2 separate regions of the Homo sapiens genome follow, and region 2 is linked to region 1. Evidence: chromatin contacts called from ENCODE Hi-C or POLR2A ChIA-PET data. All regions are on one chromosome and are shown on one strand. The core of a region is the stretch at or near the end of the contact, and the rest is flanking DNA. Distances in the headings are between cores, read along the strand shown.

Evidence for each region. A loop is a pair of places that touch in the nucleus more often than their neighbours do. ChIA-PET counts read pairs that join two places held with the same protein, here RNA polymerase II (POLR2A). Pooled maps may share reads with other maps.
Region 2: a loop to region 1 is called in a map of PC-3, with 7 times the contacts of the local background. The contact joins two enhancer-like sites. A Hi-C loop is called at or near these places in 8 of 168 maps with a recorded cell type or tissue (Calu3, GM12878, HL-60/S4 and 5 more), 2 of 37 single-sample maps with no recorded cell type and 4 of 50 pooled maps. POLR2A ChIA-PET finds 5 or more read pairs at or near these places in 15 of 52 experiments (AG04449, AG04450, B cell and 12 more).

Annotation. Positions count from the first base shown.
Region 1 is chr1:145,781,114-145,784,170 of GRCh38, reverse strand. The region is part of intron 3 of RNF115 (ring finger protein 115); the gene reads left to right. Among named protein-coding and RNA genes, the nearest start is that of RNF115, 41 kb to the left of the region's middle. Within about 2 kb of position 1,635, at least 8 of the 41 ENCODE cell types and tissues checked have a DNase peak (open chromatin) inside an H3K27ac peak, as active enhancers do; they include PC-3, where a contact is called at or near this core.
Region 2 is chr1:145,738,916-145,741,972 of GRCh38, reverse strand. CD160 (CD160 molecule) reads right to left here. Exons shown (of 6, transcript NM_007053.4): 6 at 2,685-3,057. It overlaps RNF115 (ring finger protein 115), which reads left to right. Exons shown (of 9, transcript NM_014455.4): 9 at 1-3,057. Among named protein-coding and RNA genes, the nearest start is that of CD160, 21 kb to the right of the region's middle. Within about 2 kb of position 1,617, at least 2 of the 41 ENCODE cell types and tissues checked have a DNase peak (open chromatin) inside an H3K27ac peak, as active enhancers do; they include PC-3, where a contact is called at or near this core.

The sequences.
Region 1 (3,057 bases), core at 386-2,885:
GCAGGCCAGGATAAGTTGTCGAAGTCACAATGAAATAGTCTTCAACCTTGTACAGAGGTACTGATTTCCAGGGCTTACCTCTAGTCAACACAGTAGTTTGGTGTAGATTAAGGATGTTTACTTGCCTTTCAGATCCCAAGATGGGGTCTGTAAATAATTTCTATATCTTCTTATAATGTGGCGTCCATATTTTTTGGGAAAAACAAATCTTAACTGTGATTTGAAAACAGGGCATTAGTCTTCATTCTTGAATACCATTTTATATTGAATCCAGAGTAATTTTCTTTTTTCACTTCGTCCATTGACCTAAAGTCTCTTTAGTTGTGTTTTTTTTTTTTAAAAAAAGAAACCATTGTAACTGTTCTTAAGTGTATAATTCAGTGGCATTAATACTCTTTGTTTTTAATCATTTAGAGACTACAACCCAGAAGGTACCAGTCAGCCTATAAAAAACACTGACGTTTTTCTTTTGCTTGTTTGTATGTGTACCCTATATTGCCATACAACTTGTTCAGCTCTAGAAAGCTGACAGATGCTAAAAGGAAGAAATAAGTTAAATCCCATAATCAGGATTTCTTTATGTTTTAGGATCACATTAGCCTTTTCCAGAGATAGCCGAAGTGCCTAGAGAGATAGCAAAATATTTCACTGTTTTGTATGTAAATTGAAATTGTACTAGTAGTATATTTGAAAAGTGATATTTAATAAGAAGCCTGTAAAACCCTAAGCTTCTCTCCCTTATTATTTGAAAATTATTTTAAGACCTGTAGCCCCCACATTTTGATGTTGTTAGATTTATCAACATTGTCTGGGTAATGGTCCTGTTCTATTTAGGGTGGTTTTTCTGCTTATGGTCTGTGCTACTTCTTAATATACAGTATTAAGAGTTTTGGTTAACTCTGAACTGCCCGGGTTGATTAGAGTGATTCCAGACAGATCGTGTTTTGAACTTGCATTTTTATTTTCCCATTTTAATGGATTGAAAAACATTATTTAATATGTGTTCTGGGCCAGGCACAGTGGCTCACGCCTGTAATCGCAACACTTTGGGAGGCCGAGGTGAGCAGATCACCTGAGGTCTGGAGTTCGAGACCAGCCTAGCCAACATGGTGAAACCCCATCTCTACTAAAAATACAATAAATTAGCTGGGCATGGTGGCATGAGCCTGTAATCCTAGCTACATGGTAGGCTGAGACACGAGAATCGCTTGAACCCGGGAGGCAGAGGTTGAGGTGAGTCGAGATCGCACTACTGCACTCCAGCCTGGGTGACAGAGCGAGACTCCATCTCAAAAAAGTAAAATACAATAAAATGTATTCTGTTTGCCAGTCCTGGAAGCCTTTATGATTTCAGTATTCTTTCCTCTTGTGTGTGCTATTTGTGATAACACAGATTGTCACTTACTGATTAGGCATATGCAGAAGAAGAAATTTCATTTGATTTTTCTTTAGTGTTCTCTTTTAGGTAATGGAAATAGATCGGTCTGCCAATTTTGTAGGTATGACTCACCAGAAAGAGATGCATTGAGTAAGAAGAAAAACAAATATATGTAGTCAGTTTCCTAACTTTAGTAATGCTAAATCCAACACTGATGGCATGAGTTATCCTTCAGGTGTTAAAGTATTTTTGCTGATTCATAGCTTGTAACTTCGTGTTCTTTAGATGTTGCCAGGGATTTTTAATAAATTAGCTAAGAAGTGTGTGTGTGTGTGTTTTTAAGAGATGGGGCCTTATTGCCCAGGCTGGACTCGAACTTCTGAGCTTAAGTGATCCTCCCACCTCAGGTTCCCTAGTAGCTGGGATTACAGGCAGGTGTCACTGTGCCTGGCTGAAAGTATATACTGAATGTTTCATACATAGCACTCTCCTAGAAATAGGGGCAGGAAGTAAATGTCATGGTTGCCTTGCCTGAAAGGAACTTAATTTTGTTGTGGAGCAAGTGCAAACACTTAAGAAAACAAGGAAGGCTGGGCGTGGTGGCTTACGCTTGTAATCCCAGCACTTTGGGAGGCCGAGGCAGGTGGATCACGGGAGGTTGGGAGTTCAAGACCAGCCTGGCCAACATGGTGAAACCCCATCTCTACTAAAAAATACAAAAAATTAGCCAGGCATGGTGGTGGGCGCCTGTAATTCCAGCTACTTGGGAGGCTGAGGCAGGAGAATTGCTTGAACCCAGAAGGCGGAGGTTGCAGTGAGCGGAGATTGCACCACTGGACTCCAGCCTGGGCAATAAGAGTGAAACTCTTATCTCCAAAAAAAAAAAAAAAAAGGAAAAGTGTACAGAGTATAATAAATTTATTCTGGGGTATATGTAACAAGTATAGTAGAAGGAAGAGTTAAGGTGGGCCAGGGTCTTGAGGAGAGGTCATATAACAGTGATTAAGAACACAGCCTCTGGAACCAGATTGCCTGAGCTCAAATCCTGTGTCTGCCACTTATTGGCTGTGTAATCTGGGCAAAGTTACTTAGAATCTCTCAGTGCCTCTCTTGTCCTTGTCTGTAAATTGGGAAATAATCATCCTTCCCTCATAGGGATGTTACGAGGATTAAATGAGTTAATACATGCTAGGTGTGTAGACCGCAATGTGCCTACCATCTAGTGAGTGCTTGATACATTTTAGCCATTATTAAGACTTCATAGTGAAGTTAGAACTTGCACTGGAGCCTTGAAGAGTAGGTGGAATTTAGATAAGCAAAGATGTGAAAATTATCTCAAAATAGTATTCATAAGCTATAAGGTTTTATGCTCATGTCCCTGAAGAAAAAACTTAGAAATAAAATTATATATAGAAACTAAAGTTGTTTTTCTTTTCCCTGCTTTAGTTGGTAATTTCGGCAAAGACTTATGCTCAGTTTTGCTCTATTTTTCTTTAGCTGGAGCTGCTTGTACAATGAAGTGGTTATTTTCTATAAGTAACATTTACTGATAGCTGAATTCTTAAAATACTGTCTATATTAGAAGAGGCTTATTCCAAGAAAATTTCTGTCAAAATCAGTATTGACTTTTTTTTAAAAAAATGAGACTGGGGTAGGAGATAAGAGACTAATGGGATAGA
Region 2 (3,057 bases), core at 368-2,867, 42 kb after region 1:
CATGCCCAGCTAATTTTTGTATTTTTAGTAGAGATGGGGTTTTGCCATGTTGCCCAGGCTGGTCTCGAACTCCTGATGTCAAGTGATCACCGACCTCAGCATCCCAAAGTGCTGGGATTACAGGCATTAGCCACCACGCCCAGGTGAGAAGACAGATTTTAAGAGAAGGAGCAGGGCTGGTATCTGAATAGGTATTTGGATGTTAGGGGAAAACCCTTTTTGGCCTCTGTGGTAGAGCGATCGGAAGGTAAAAGTGCTGTTTACAAGAATAATCCATTGGAGATCTGGGGATTGGGGACGACTTATAGGATAGAGTCCTCTTGTTGAGAATTTCCCGAATGAATCTCATGTAGGTTCTGTCACAGTAAGATGGAGGAAAACTTTGATGGGGTAAGTATCACAAGTGGCTGTCCTATAGGGGGAAATCCTAGCCTGCAGTAATGTCAGTGTCTCAGTATTCAGCCAGCGAGCCACTGAGCTGCTCCAGGGGTTTAAAATAGAATGCATAGAATACAATGTATACAGCTGGTGATGCTTTCCAGGATCAAAATAGAGCCCTTGTCTGATCCCATTGACATTGTAAGGTTTCGATCTCTCATACCTGCCACAGACAAGTACATTGTAGGCATTCAACTTTTAAGGTTTTATACATGCAAACTTTATGTTTTCCTGCCACACTACACTTGGTGTCCACAGAAGTGTAGTTTGTATGTTGCCTCTTCTTCCTCTTTCAACCAGAACACTTAGATCTGTGATCATAGGATGTAAGCCTGTGATTCTTTACTTTTTCTAATAAGAAATACAATTTTCAAGATCCAAAAATTATTAGATTCTTGGCTGGGCATTGTGGCTCATGCCTGTAATCTCAGCATTTTGGAAGGCTGAGGCAGGCAGATCACTTGAGGTCAGGAGTTTGAGACCAGCCTGGGCAGCACAATAAAACACCATGTCTACTAAAAATACAAAAATTAGCCAGGTGTGGTGGCATGCACCTGTAGTCCCAGCTACTTGGGAGGCTGAGGAGGGAGAATCGTTTGAACCAAGGAGGCAGAGGTTGTAGTGAGCCAAGATTGTGCCACTGCACTCCAGGGCAACAGAGAGAGACCCTGTCTCAAAACAAAAACCCCCAAATTATTAGATTCCCTTCCAACAACTTGATAGCCATATTATTAGTATTTTTGATTAAAGAATACATAACAAAAAGCTGCTATGATTTCAGTAATGCTTTTAAGTTAATTTATTAGTCACACCAGAATCTACATCCAATTGAAATATATACAAATATTTGAAAGATATTTATTCAGGCTGAAGATTATGGTATATAGATTCCTTCTGATAACCTCATGGCCTCACAGGTTCAAAACCCGTGTTTGTGAATCACTCATACAGATTGGGGCTAAGATGCGTGTCCAGAAAACCACCTATTATGCATGAAAATTTGTAGGCTTATTTGAAGGCAATTGTATCAACACATTTTGAAAGCCAAGACACAAGTATTTTAAGTTTCTGTTTAACCAAGTCTCGAGATAAGCAGAGTAAATAAACTCTTTAGAAGCAAGACTCAGTTGGTATGTACAAAGTGGGATTGCTTTGTATATATTCCGCTTAGTTTGAGTCAGAGCTAGTAATCTGATGCTCTTAAATGTCTTCATAAACTTGGGCAGTGATGTTTCCTTTCTGTGATTATGTGTCACAGATTTTTATATGTGGACTATAATTAGTATAGTACAATGGCTGAAACTTTTCCTATAGTTGGATATATCTTCTGAGACTTCCAGTGATTGTATAATGTTGAGTAGCTCCAGAAGATTATTTGAATAGTAAAAACAAAAGACATCTCTACCTATGTGAGTTTATTATTTAGTTAGAAACACAGAACTAACTATTTAAAACAGGTAGAGAAAGATTAAGATGAATGTGATGTAGTGGAGAAAGCTTTGGAGACTTTGGAGTCAGAACTCAAATGGCTCTAGGTCCCAAATCCAGACTCTCATTTTGATTCTCAGAACAATTCTGTGGAAAGAGAAGATACAATAGGCAATATCCCTTTTTACAGATAGGTAAACAGAAATAGCATCTCAAAACCTCATTTGCACTGGGTGAGGTGGCTCACGCCTGTAATCCCAGCACTTTGGGAGGCTGAGGCGGGTGGATCACTTGAGGTCAGGAGTTTGAGACCAGCCTGGCCAACATGGTGAAACCCCGTCTCTACCAAAAACACAAAAATTAGCCAGGCATGGTGGTGCATGCCTGTAATCCCAGCTACTTGGGAGACTGAGGCAGGAGAATTGCTTGAACCCGGGAGGTGGAGGTTGCAGTGAGCTGAGATCATGCCACTGCACTCCAGCCTGGGCAACAGAGTGAGACTCCGTCTCAAAAAAAAAAAAAAAAAATTCATTTGCCCAATGACAAATAGCTGGTATGTTGCAGAGCCAGAATTTGAATCCAGGTCTTTTTGCCTCCATGGCTAGTCCTTTTATCTCCATGGGATACAGTCTAAAATCCTTAGTTTGAGGTTCAAGACTATCACTAATAAGAGTCTTACTCATCTACTTCAGCCATATCTCTTTCCGTTCCCACAAACCTTAGCTCCCACATTTGGCAGGTCCTTGCCAAGGAGCACAGGTAAAGTGTCTCTTTCCTTTTAATGGCTCACCATGGAGCTGTAGCTAAATTTCTGTGCTCTTACCCCTTTATTCATGTAGTTCCTCCTATCAGGAATATCCTGCCCACTCTCTGCTTAACTATGACAAGAGGTCATCTGTCCAAAGAGAAAGAAGAGAGTTTGTGGATTTAGGAGAAAAGAAAAGACTCCAAATACTGCTATGGGCATTTATTTAAAAAGAGAAATGACCAAAGAGGTTAACAAGTATTTAGATGAAGCTGGGCAGTTGTAGTCTGTGGTGCTCTTGGTCTGCACAAATCTTCCTCTTCCTCCAGCAGTGCTGTATGGATGTTGTTGAATGTTGAGGTCTGTCTGCATTTTCTCATTTTCATGCCAAGTCAATCACTGGATCTGGCTGTCTTCCTTTCTGTCCTACCTATCTTTGCTTGTTT